Linked DNA regions of Homo sapiens: regions 1 and 2 are each linked to region 3. The links are chromatin contacts, found by Hi-C or POLR2A ChIA-PET in ENCODE. All regions are on one chromosome and are shown on one strand. Each heading gives the region's core, a stretch centred on a gene start or an enhancer-like site at or near the end of the contact. The rest is flanking DNA. Distances are from core to core; before and after follow the strand shown.

Evidence for each region. A loop is a pair of places that touch in the nucleus more often than their neighbours do. ChIA-PET counts read pairs that join two places held with the same protein, here RNA polymerase II (POLR2A). Pooled maps may share reads with other maps.
Region 1: a map with no recorded cell type shows a loop between it and region 3 (4-fold over the local background). The contact joins the promoter of CYP3A4-AS1 here to the promoter of ZKSCAN5 in region 3. A Hi-C loop is called at or near these places in 2 of 37 single-sample maps with no recorded cell type and 3 of 50 pooled maps. POLR2A ChIA-PET finds 5 or more read pairs at or near these places in 1 of 52 experiments (MCF 10A).
Region 2: a map with no recorded cell type shows a loop between it and region 3 (3-fold over the local background). The contact joins the promoter of CYP3A43 here to the promoter of ZKSCAN5 in region 3. A Hi-C loop is called at or near these places in 1 of 168 maps with a recorded cell type or tissue (sciatic nerve), 11 of 37 single-sample maps with no recorded cell type and 9 of 50 pooled maps. POLR2A ChIA-PET finds 5 or more read pairs at or near these places in 1 of 52 experiments (MCF 10A).

What each region holds. Positions count from the first base shown.
Region 1 is chr7:99,761,222-99,765,429 of GRCh38, forward strand. It overlaps CYP3A4-AS1 (CYP3A4 antisense RNA 1), which reads left to right and starts at 2,711. Exons shown (of 1, transcript NR_198962.1): 1 at 2,711-4,208. It overlaps CYP3A4 (cytochrome P450 family 3 subfamily A member 4), which reads right to left. Exons shown (of 13, transcript NM_017460.6): 10 at 2,634-2,794; 11 at 820-1,046. RefSeq lists an enhancer at 2,410-2,690.
Region 2 is chr7:99,825,715-99,829,809 of GRCh38, forward strand. It overlaps CYP3A43 (cytochrome P450 family 3 subfamily A member 43), which reads left to right and starts at 2,299. Exons shown (of 13, transcript NM_057095.3): 1 at 2,299-2,472. The coding sequence starts at 2,402.
Region 3 is chr7:99,502,927-99,507,487 of GRCh38, forward strand. ZKSCAN5 (zinc finger with KRAB and SCAN domains 5) reads left to right here and starts at 1,736. Exons shown (of 7, transcript NM_145102.4): 1 at 1,736-1,807; 2 at 3,079-3,532. The coding sequence starts at 3,119. RefSeq lists enhancers at 1,323-1,372, 1,763-1,942, 2,323-2,402.

The DNA of each region.
Region 1 (4,208 bases), core at 1,461-3,960, 260 kb after region 3:
CAAAGAATACTTATTTCTAAACACTGAAATTATATTCAGGGTGGTGATGTGTCCACACTATAAAAGGCACATAAGTGATGGGACTGACTGATGGAAAAGTAGGTTCCTGCCTCAAGTCACACTTACATTGGTCATGAGGAAGGAGAAGGGGAAATTGTCTTGTACTATTTCAAAATTGTTATTTTGCACTTTCCTTCTCATCTCCTCTCTTGTTTTTCTAATTCTCCTCCTTCTCCTCCTTACCTTGTCTTCTCCCTCCTTCTCCTCCTTCTTCTTCTCTCCATCTCTCCCTCTTTCTCCCCCACACCTCCATAGAATAGTTGAAGTCAGATAATTTACACAGGCATATGATGCTACTGTACCGATGTAATGCAGTATCATCACTGCTTTCTTTGTCTATCTGTTCCAGTAAGCTATAAAATTCTTTGAAGATTAGATGCATGTTTTTTATTAAAATGTTATTCCTAAATATTTGATTATATTTATGAAAAAAATATTCATTTGGGGGACATAATAATAGCATTGTGATCATGTGTTTTTAAAAGAGTCCTTACATTTTGGACACTGATGACCCATAAGGACATAACTGATGACCTTCATCGTAAGTTGTTGGAATTGTGGATGACTGTAGTTTTCTTTTTTCTAGTCTATGGTTTGTAAAGTGTGACAATAATCAATTTGATGATTAAAAAAATCTCTAAATATAAAAATACAAGCAAATAATTATACAACCACATGACTGTCCTGTAGATTAAGAGAGGCAGAATATGCTTGAACCAGGCTGGTTCAGGGAGGGCTCCCTTCCCAGGGGCCTTGTACCTTTCAGGGAGGAACTTCTCAGGCTCTGTCCAGTACTTTGGGTCACGGTGAAGAGCATAGCTTGGAATCATCACCACCACCCCTTTGGGAATGAACATCCCATTGATCTCAACATCTTTTTTGCAGACCCTCTCAAGTCTCATAGCAATTGGGAATAATCTGAGCGTTTCATTCACCACCATGTCAAGATACTCCATCTGTAGCACAGTATCATAGGTGGGTGGTGCCTGGAAAGAACGAAACAGATTTGGATAAATTGAGATTTTGAATTAACTTTTAACTCAGTCCATGCAGTACTAATGAAGTATTAGGAGCTCCAGAGACTAACTCATACTGGTAAAGGATCGAAGCATTTATAAAGTGTTTTAATAACTGTCATGCCCATTGCTGTGCTCAGTGGCCCACTGAGATGTGTGGAGGAGTTATGAAGGTGGGAAGCATTCGGGAAGGCTCTCACCCCAGGGACTGAAATCCTTAGCATAACCGTGTATATATGTCTATATATATATACACACACACATACACACACACATATATATGTGTATATATATGTGTATACACACACTAAAAGGAGGACTTTTGTTATATACAGAAAATGTGGAGAGAAACACTATATTATATAAAATCTCCATAAATAATTTGAGGATAAACTAGTCCCTTTCTATCCCAAAAATGACAAAGAAGGTTCTGGTTGGATGTAACCAGAGAACACGATTTCAGTGCTAGTGGAAGTTATAAAGAGGATAGAACCCCACACAGCCCTGTCCTCACTTGCTGAAACAGTCTCCTAGTTGTTGCTTCAGGGCTGGACTGTAATCTCTGAAGAACATCCCTTTGTGTTCACCTCACTGCCACAGCCGGGCCAGCCCCAAAGCCGTGTCTCTTCATACCACAAAGAATCCCAATTTTGGCAGAGGTCTGAAAACAGTGTGGGTGATATGCACCTAGTATTTGGTGTTATATTTGGAAGGCAATATGATAGTGTTTTAAGACTTTAGCTCAGGAGCCAGATATCCTGGTTCCTAGCTTGGCTTCTTCACCAGTTACTGCCTGACTGGAACATGAGATAGGTGTGGGGAGAGCTGAGTCAGCCTGCACAGCACACCCAGGGCCAGGCTCCGTCAGACTACAGCCAGACCAGAGCAAGTCCTGCCAATATCAGCAGAGCTCACTATCCAACTATGATGTGTGGAGGAGTTATGAAGTGGGGAGACATTCGAGACGGCTCTCACCCCAGGGACTGAAATCCTTAGCATAACCGTGTACTGGTTTTTCTTTCTCATTGAAACAAATGTGACTAATAGGCTATGACCACTAGCATCAAATAACATATGAGAAAGTGATTGTTACCTTTCAAAAAAAAAAGTCACATGTCTGTAACCAAGAAAATAAAAAGAGATAAAAAGAGCAAATTCCTGTGTCCATATGTGGATACAGCTAAGGGGACATCACACACCACTATGGTGCCTGCTGCAAACATGTAATTCACAACCAAAACCAATGTGAAATGAGTGTGAGCAACAAATGCTTATTGTTAGATGCCACTGAGGTTTTTGGAGGTTTTTTACTTAGCATTATTGTAGTAATAGAAAGCAGATGAACCAGAGCCAGCACGTTTTACAAAGATCTTACGCTTCTGCCAGTAGCAACCATTTGCTATGTTTCTTTCTTTTTCTTTTCAGAGCCTTCCTACATAGAGTCAGTGAAAGAATCAGTGATTATGCTTTTTATAAAAATTCTCCTGGGAAGTGGTGAGGAGGCATTTTTGCTAAGGTTTCACCTCCTCCCTCCTTCTCCATGTACCATCCACTCACCTTATTGGGTAAAACTGCATCAATTTCCTCCTGCAGTTTCTGCTGGACATCAGGGTGAGTGGCCAGTTCATACATAATGAAGGAGAGAACACTGCTCGTGGTTTCATAGCCAGCAAAAATAAAGATAATTGATTGGGCCACGAGCTCCAGATCGGACAGAGCTGAAAGGAGAGGAAAGACATTTTAGGTAAATCAGATCAATGTAGGGCATCACAGTTTAGATGAAGAGAAATCTAAGTGAAGCCCTCAAATCCCTAAGGGAAAAGAATAGAAAAGCAATTCAGAGGTACACTGGGGGTGGTTTCATTCTGATGTGTATCTTACAGAACCAGAATAAGGCAAATCATTTTAATCCAGTTTTCCCCAAGGTCTTCGAGAATGTGGGCCATCCACTCCTCCTCATGCCACCCCCGCCACCTGCACAGCTGTGTAATTTCCAGAGAGAGCATTTCCGCATAACATACTCAGTGTTATGGGTGTGTTCCTTGAATGATCCTAAAAGTACTTTATTGTAAGTTAATATGAGGTAGTACTCTCCCCCAAGAAAAATGTAATTTATTTTAGCTACAATATATCTTGACAAACTTTGAGAGAATTTGCAACACTAATGGTTAAATGTAGGGAAAATCAAAGGACGTTTCCCGAAGATATGTTTGAGGGAACTTAAGGGACCAATATTGGTCTACAGACCACTTCTTGGTATTCAAAGTGTGGTCCATGGGTCAGAAGCATCTGAGAGCTCATTAGAAATGCAAAATCTCAAACCCCACCCTTGAACTACTGATTCAAAATCTGAACTTTCACAAGATGCAGTGATTTGTGTGCATAGCCTAGCTTGAGAAGCACGGATTATATCTTTGAGAGGCATCAGGTGATAGATCTAGGCTACAGTTCTCAGAATTGACTATCTCAGGATGTACAAGAATGAGAGATGGACAAAAAGCTAGATGAGTGGTAATTGATTGTAGTCTGATGGATGGCATTAAAATAGCATAAGCTCCTATGATTACAAGTTGGGCCCCTCTTGATTTTTCTCCTGAGAGAAGCTCAGGATGGTCCATCACTGGTCTGTTTGATCAGGACTGGATTAGGACCTTTAGAGACCTGGAACATAGAAATAAATATAATGCCTGCTCCAACCATGTAATTCACAACCAAAACCAATATGAAAGGAGTGTGAGAAAGGTCGACAGAGCTGTGATTTACCAGTGAAGACTTCTGTGATGCAGTTATAAGTAAATTCAACTACCTAATCATAGTATTCAGTTATCATGAACCTGATGATACTGATGTGAAATTGAACTATAATCTCAAAGTTTAGAGCTCTGCTGTCCAATATGGTAGCCACTACCCACTAGTGGCTATTTAAAATCAAATTTTATTAAATTAAACTGAAATACCATTTAAAATTGATCTTCAATGGCACTAGCCACATATCCAGTGCTCAATAGCCATATGTGTCTAGTGATTTCTATATGAAACAGTAAAACAATAGACTATTTCCTTTATCACAGCAAGTTATATTGGGATAGATAGATGAATAGTTAGATGATAGATAGATAATATATAAGTAGA
Region 2 (4,095 bases), core at 1,049-3,548, 320 kb after region 3:
CTCTGTCAAAAAAAGAAAAAGAAAAAAAAAGAAATTCTTACTTTTCTGCTGACTTACAAGTGCTTGGGCTCCCTTCACTGAGGCTTCTGAAAGAACAGAGTGGCTTTGGTATCCTGCTCATAGGGACAGAACTGCTGAGGCCAAGAAAAATGTTTGTCCTTTCTCCTCTGAAGGTTTGTTAACAACAAAAAAAATCACCCACAAAGGAGATTAATGGGAGAAATAGCATACATATTCATTCATATGTTTATGGAGGAGAAATACAGAGTGATTCCCCCTTCTTGAGAAACAGTAAGTCTCAAAGAAAGAGACTTTCTTTCACCCCCTTTTATCCAGGGGTAAGAACAACTAGCTGAACAAAACTGACAGCTGTCAATCAAGTGGGAAGTCCAAAACTCATGAGAGACCCACCCAGTTTTCAATCATCATGAAGGAGCCAGGGGCTCAATGGCCCCTGCTGGTACCAAGTTGCCAGGTCCCTGCAATGTTCCAGACAAAGACAGTGATGGTAAAAAGGGAAAAGTGGAGGTAGAATGCAAGTGCAGCAGCAGGAAGATATGGGACTCTCCATTTTAGGGTCTTCAAGTTTTTCAGATTTTCTGAGACATGGGTTAACTCTTCAGGTTAGTCTCCTAGTAAAACACAGCCAAAGTCCCAATTGTGTTTGAAACTTTCAAAAATGCAGATTGAAAGAAAGCCTCTTACTGTCTTTGAGAAGTCCAGACTCCTCTTATCCTCATTGCATGCTTCGGAGTTCAATTTAGGTGTATCTCTCACATCCATTTCTGTCGAGCCTTTACCTTTAAATTTTAAACTTGAAAAACTGCCAGAGTACCTGATAGTGATTGATCAGAGACAGAGCCACCGAATTACCCGATGGCAGGCCTTAGAGACCATGGCCTTAGGACCTAGGTTATGCATAGCCCTCACCTTAGGAAGGGGTCCCTTCAAGGGCAAATAAAATGCGATAGTCCTTGCAACACTGAAGCATGGAGTATCCTGTGAGGCATGAACTTGCTTGATGCAGCATGAATGCACCCCAAGAAACATGGGCATGCCCCTCCAAGTGCAAGCATACCCCACAAGTGGGTAGCCATAGAGCCAGAAGGGCAGGTTCCCTGAAAAAAATAAAGACCTCAAGACCTCATCCTAAATGTGAGATCTTGGATGTAAGAGGATTTACTGATTTTTCCACAAAACAGCCAGGCCAGGAAGATAACTGAGCTTAGAGGACTCTTGCTGGTGCCAATGCATTGATTAGTCCAGATGACAAGGGAGAGGATCTTGAGAGCCAATTTTGATCCCTTCCTCATCACCAGGAAATATGAGTAAAGATTGTGGGATCTGTGGAGGACAGAGGGAGAGCTTCATTTTCTATAAAACACAGTCTGCAGATTGAGGAGATGCAGCCTCGGAGGTGGAGAGCTATAAAGTCAAAAACCACAGAGCAGGATAGAGGAGTCAGAGGAGTGAAGAAAAGAGTCTTGATTAGACAGCCTTTAAGCCCCAAGTCACATGTCTCTTAATTGGCTGTTCCTAGGTGGTCAGTTAGTTCTTACCACATGATCTGTTGGTGAGCAGTTGGAAAATTCCCAGGTACAGATTTTTTCAGAAAATGTTATTTGACTTGGCTACAGAAAAATAGGTTTTGCAACACTTACTAAGAACACAGAGAACATGACCATCACCTAAACCTGCCATGGCCTCTTGGGTTTGTTTTTGCTTTTGAGGCACAGGGAGTCCTTCTTGTCTGTTTACCTGGAGGCATGATTTGGCAACCTAGATAACAAACAGAGATAGGCTTTCTAAAAAGAATTATTTTTATTTGGGAATAAAGCATTGCAATGGGAATATGCGTGCCAAGGTAAACTATGTGCTTATTCAGGTAGGTAAAGTAAGACAAAGTTTAAAAAAATAATGAGAAGGATTACATATTTGTTTTGGAATGATTATCCTTGGCTATAAAGATCAATAACAAGACTGACATCAGTTTGAGGTTGGACAGGCAGTTGCTGGGCAGATGTTCTTGCAGAAGTATTTTTCTTTAGGTTCCTGAGAATCTATAACCTTTGGGCTTACCAATAGCAGTGACTGATTTGTTTACTGATTGTTCACAGAATAGGAAATCAAAGGAGGCCAAAATAAGGACAGCCATAATTATTTGCCAATTGTCAATTTGAAAAGGGTACCCAAATCCCTCCATATGAGGAGTAGCATAAGTGGCTTTTCTACTGGCTGCCGCTGTAGACCCACCTCCTTCTCCAGCACATAAATATCGCTGTTAACATTAACTAAATCACCTCTGGGCAGAGAAACAAAGCTCTATATGCACAGCCCAGCAAAGAGCAGCACACAGCTGAAAGAAAAACTCAGAAGACAGAGCTGAAAAAGAAAACTGGTGATGGATCTCATTCCAAACTTTGCCATGGAAACATGGGTTCTTGTGGCTACCAGCCTGGTACTCCTCTATATGTGAGTAACTATGCAGGCATGTTTGCTCTTAACTCTAAGACCTGAAGTGCTAATTGGGCCCATCTTTTTCTTATTTGTTTTGAAGATAAAAGAGATAACGGAGGGGAAGTTACCTAAGTGCCAAATACTGTGAACACATAAAATATTATTAATATGTTAGGACTCCTAATACAACATTTGAAAATGTAAAATTTAGTCTGGGTGCGGTGGCTCACACCTGTAATCTCAGCACTTGGGAGGTGGAGGCAGGCCAATCACAAGGTCAGGAGTTCAAGACCAGCCAGACCAACATGGTGAAACCCCTTCTCTACTAAAAATACAAAAATTAGTCAGGCATGGTGGCACACACCTGTAATCCCAGCTACTTGGGAGGCTGAGGCAGGAGAATCGCTTGAACCCAGGAGGCAGAGGTTTCAGTGAGCGGAGATTGCACCACTGCATTCCAGCCTGGGTGACAGAGCAAGACTCCGTCTCAAAAAAAAAAATAAAACTTTGTCATACTGAGTAGTTTGAACTAAAGAAGACTGAAAGACTTCACAAATGTCTTCAGAATCTCTGACCCTCTTCTGTCTACCCATCCCCCATTCTTTCCCTCCTGAAGTGCAGGGTTGCTCTGAAGTTCTCTTATCTGACTAAGGGAAGATCTTCCAAAAAGAATGCAATTGTCTTGAGCCTCTCCAAATAATCTCATCAATCAGAAAACTAATTCACAGGAAAAGAGAAAAAGTTTGATAATACTTATTCTTTGGAGCACTGCTACCTGAGAGACTTTATCTCCACAATAAAATAACCTTTGTTCATCATGTGTTTTCTCCCTTCACCTTCCCATAACTTGTGTCAGAAACTCCCTATCAGAAGCCACTCCCTACTTTTTAGCTTACAATGCTATTTAAGCTTTACTCATTCAGTCCTTATTTTAGTCTCATATATTGTGGGCCTCCAGCACATATGCATGTAAAATTTTGTATGGATTTTCACTGTAACCACCCAAGAGATTCACCTTGCCCCCTGCCTCAACAGAGCCCATTCATCAAGACAGGGGAATTGTAATAGAGAATGAGTTAATACATGCTGCCAACAAAAAGAGCCAAACTCTGTACAATACTTGAAGAGATTTATTCTGGGCCAAATATGAGTGACCATGGCCCATGACACAGCCTTCAGGAGGTCTTAAGAACATGTACCCAAGGTGGTCAGGGTGCAGCTTGGTTTTATTCTTTTAGGGAGGCATGAGATATCAAATACATTTAAGAAATACATTGGTTTGGTCCACAAAGGCAGGAAATGTGATTTTTGCAGAATTCTTTGTGATAGAGCAGACTCCAGAGAAATTGCAACAACTTAAAGTCTTTCAGATCTGGCCCTAAGGAGCTATAGGAGAGAAAAAAAATCTGTCAGATCACCATTGCCTACCTCTACTCCAACTGGAGCTGTTTCAAAACCAACATGTAGAAATCTTTTTGTCTGGCTGCCCTGTGAACTCAGAAACTAGTCTGCTAAATGATTAACTTTTGGTCTCCTTTTGCTTTGGTAGAATGACCTCTTATTAAGTACCTGTTTAACTGCACCATATACAGACCTATCTTTCATGACAGCAGACCTGCAACATCACCTCCTGAAATG
Region 3 (4,561 bases), core at 486-2,985:
AGCCTGGGCGACAGAGTGAGATTCCGTCTCAAAAAAATAAATAGATAAACAAACAAATAAATAAATCATTTAAATGGAGGTAAATATATTAGAAAAGAATGGGTATCCACCAAACATTTTTTTTTTTGAGACGGGGTGTCTCTGTCACTGAGGTGCTGAAGTGCAATGGCACAATCATAACTCACTGCAGCCTCAACCTCTTGAATTCAAGTGATCCTCCAGTCTCAGCCTGCTGAGTAGCTGAGACTATAGGCATGTGCCACCATGCCTAGCTAATTTTATTTTATTTTTTGTAGAGACGGGGTAAAAAGGCCAGGCTGGTCTTCAACTCCTGGATTCTAGTGATCCTCTCACCTCGGCCTCCCAAAATGTTGGGATTACAGGCGTGAGCCACCATGCCCATCTGGAACAACTTTCATAGACATTAAACAACTTTATACGAGCAACAAAATTAAGCCATAGGTGCAAAATTCTATACCAACTCACTAACACACAAAATACGGGCATTGCAAACATTCACCGGGGGTTTGGTCCTAGATAGGAAGCTACTTAAAATGCAAGATTTTGGGCTCCCTGAAAAGAGACCTTTAACTTCTAAATATCTTCTCATCTTTTTGCAGATGCTGCAATTTCACAGCAGTTCCTTCCTTCGCGCCTGTAAAACAGTGGCAACAGTAACTCTTCTCCTGCCTGCCCATCAACTTTGTAAACTGCGCGGGGCGTAGGGGGAGGGGAGGGCTGGGGCCTGGAAACTATAAAGCACCATATGAAAAGGAGAGCACTGGGAGGTCGATGCGGGCGCATCACCTGAGGTCAGGAGTTCGAGACCAGCCTGGCCAACATGGGGAAACCCCGTCTCTACTAAAAATACAAAATAAGCCGGGCGTGGTGAGTGTGCCTGTAATCCCAGCTACTCGAAAGGCTGAGGCAGGAGAATTGCCCGAACCTGGGAGCAGAGGTTACAGTGAGCCGAGATCGTGCCATTGCACTCCAGCCTGGGGGACAACGAGACTCCGTCTCAAAAAACAAAACAAAACAAAACAAAAACGGGAGATTATTACTAAGAGATGGGGTCTCACTATGTTGCCCAGGCTGGAGTGCAATGGTGCGATCCCGGCTCACTGCATCCTCAGCCTCCCGGGTCCAAGTGATTCTCCTGCCTCAGCCTCCCAAGTGGCTGAGATTACAGGCTCGCGCCACCACGCCCAGCTAAGTTTTTGTATTTTTAGTAGAGACGGGGTTTCACCATGTTGGCCAGGCTGGTCTCGAACTCCTGGCCTCAGGTGATCCACCCACCTCGGCCTCCCAAAGTGCTGGCATTACAGGTGTGAGTCACCGAGCCCGGCCAAGGGAGGGTATTTCTAATAGACAGGGGTCTCGCTATGTTGCCCGAGCTGGTCTCGAACTCTTGGGCTCAAGCGATCCTGCTTCTTCAGCCTGTCCACTAGCTAGGCTTACAAGCGTGGGACCCCGCGCCTGGCTGAAGAGAGGTATCATTAAGGACGAGACCCCCTTGGCCAGGGAAGCCCTGCGTAAGCAACGCCCCTCTCTTCAAAGGGATGCCCCGCTCCCTCCGCCCACTCCCAGCCTTCCAGCCTTGGCTCCCGAGGACACGACTCCGGGCCCTGCCACCTTCTGATAGGCTCGCGAGACCGAGGCTGCAAAGAGAGCCGCCCCCCATTGGCCAACCGGCGAGTCCCGCGCGCCACCTCCTGGGAGATGTAGTTCCGGGAACAGCTGGCCCCTGCGACTCGCGGGTGTGACGTTGAAGATGTCGGCCTTCTGAGCCGACTGCGGTGGTCAAGAGGTGGGTTTGTTTGGAAAGTGGGTGGTGAGAGTAGCGAGGATGCGGGTGAAGAAAACCTAAGGGCCCCAAATTCAACATAAGCGAGGTTTGCGGGCTGTCAGCAAGGTACAGACCTACTTCAAATCGGGGCGCAGAGCGTTGGGGGTGGGGGAAGGCGCAAGCTCCCCGGCCAATCAGACACGAGCAACCTCAGCCCAACTCTGGAGGCCCCGCCCCCTTCCCCGCCCCACGGAAAGGGGAGGAGCTTGGGCTGTTTGAATGGCTTTGGGATGGAGCAGGGGAGAGAGTGGCTCCGTTTGCCTCCCCGCTTTGGTGATGCTGTGCGAGCGGCTTCGGGGGCCCTGGAGACGTCCGAGTCACTGAGGGTGGGCTGGGACTCGGGGCCCGCGTCCCATCTCCCCGCCGATTGGTCCGCCCCCCGTGCGAGGTGAGGTCCTCCGGGATTCCTAGAGAGGACGCGGAAGTGCTTTCGGGGGGGGGTGGGATCTAACGGTTTAACCCCGTTGGACAGGGCAAGATTGGACTTGGTTACTTCCGGCGAGGAAGTGTTGGGGAGTGTCGGCTTCGGTTTCTCTCCGTGGGAAGAACCGCATCTTCCCAGCCTCGGCTGCGGGGAGCTTGATGTTCCAGGAGAGCTCCCCTAGAGTGGGGCCTTGAGGGGAGGGGGCAGGGGCTTCGTGACTGGACGGGGGTCCTGTCCCTAACCTTGACCGGGCCACAGTCTCTGTATCTCGGGGTCAGGGGCCATTCTGAGGAATCCAGGTCCAGATCTGTACCTTATAAACGCTGCTTCTCTTTGGGACCGATGGAGTCTCCCCTTGGCCTGTCAAGCTCTTGTAGCTTAGAGAACAGGCTCAGTTTTGACCATTATAATGATTTTCACCCTTATTCCGACTTAAGTTCGTCTTATGGTAGAGAGAAAGAGCGGCTGCGTCTGGACTAGTTAGTCTCGTCCCGTTATTTATATGGAATGTAAAGTTCTTCACTCTAAAACTGTGTTTTAGGTTGGGCCTGATGTCAGATTTGTATGGCTCTCTTTTACACTTTTAAAATGTTGGGGTTATTCCTTATTATCATTTTGTGGGTGAAGTGATGGCTACCTTGTAGTACCTATTTTTAAGTAAATTACTTTGTTGAGTGGTCGTCTTTAGTATAGATGACCTCTTTGCCATCTGTCTTTGCTAATAATGATGCCCAATACATCAGTAGGTTGCATGCTACTGAAAGTGTCCTTCAGAAGATATTAAAGAGCAGAAAAACAATTGTTTCAGTGTAACACAGCCAGCCTCGAAGACTTCCCTCTGAGTTGGAATGATAATGACCGAATCCCGAGAAGTTATAGACTTAGACCCCCCAGCTGAGACTTCCCAGGAGCAGGAAGACCTTTTCATAGTGAAGGTGGAAGAAGAAGACTGCACCTGGATGCAGGAGTACAACCCGCCAACGTTTGAGACTTTTTACCAGCGCTTCAGGCACTTCCAGTACCATGAGGCTTCAGGACCCCGGGAGGCTCTCAGCCAACTCCGGGTGCTCTGCTGTGAGTGGCTGAGGCCCGAGCTGCACACGAAGGAGCAGATCCTGGAGCTGCTGGTGCTGGAGCAGTTCCTGACCATCCTGCCTGAAGAGTTCCAGCCCTGGGTGAGGGAACATCACCCTGAAAGTGGAGAAGAGGCGGTGGCCGTGATAGAAAATATACAGCGAGAACTTGAGGAACGCAGACAGCAGGTGAGTCAAAGAGAAGCTATATGAGCAATGAAGGAGAGGAGTGAACCATCTGCTGAGCAGGGGTGAGATTCTTAGTCCTCTGCTGCTTCATTCATATTCTTTTGTTCTCCTGGGATTAGGTACCCTGTGACTTCCTGCCACTCCAGCAAAGAGAAGCAATATCCAGTGTGTTAACCTGTAGAAGACAATCTGCGATCTTATTTATTTTTTAAATTACTGTATTTATTTAATTATTTATTTTTGAGACGGAGTCTCGCTCTGTCGCCTATGCTGGAGTGCAGTGGTGCGATCTCGGCTCACTGCAAGCTCCGCCTCCCGGGTTCACGCCATTCTCCTGCCTCAGCCTCCGGAGTAGCTGGGACTGCAGGCGTCCGCCACCAGGCCCGGCTAATTTTTTTTTTTTTTTTTTTTGTATTTTTAGTAGAGACGGGGTTTCACCGTGTTAGCCAGGATGGTCTCGATCTCCTGACCTCGTGATCCTCCCACCTCGGCTTCCCAAAGTGCTGGGATTACAGGCGTGAGCCACCATGCCCGGCCACTGTATTTATTTTTTGAGTGACATGATACAAAATTCAAAGAGGTACATAAGGTTGTAATGAAAAGTAAGTTTTCCTCCCATCCCCAATTTCTCTCAACTGCCTAGTTCTCACCTGTGTATTCTTACAGAGCTGTACCATATTCTGTATGTATAAGCATATATACGTCTCATACTTTGGAAAAACGCAAATGTCTTTTAAGTCACTGTGCACTTCTGCCTCTTTTTTCTTATATCTTGGTTTCTTCCACGCCACTGCCATTGCAGCTATCTCACTCTCTGAAATTGCATTGTATTAACTTTTATGGAAGGAGTTTGAGTTGTTCCATTTAAATTGTTCCTTGAGATTGTTTCTAAATTTGTATTATAACAAACTTTGCTGCAATGACTATCTCACATATATGTCTGTATATATGTGTGTATGTAATATACATAATGTATGTGTTTGCGTATATATGTATATATATGCGTATATATGTGTATATATGTGTATA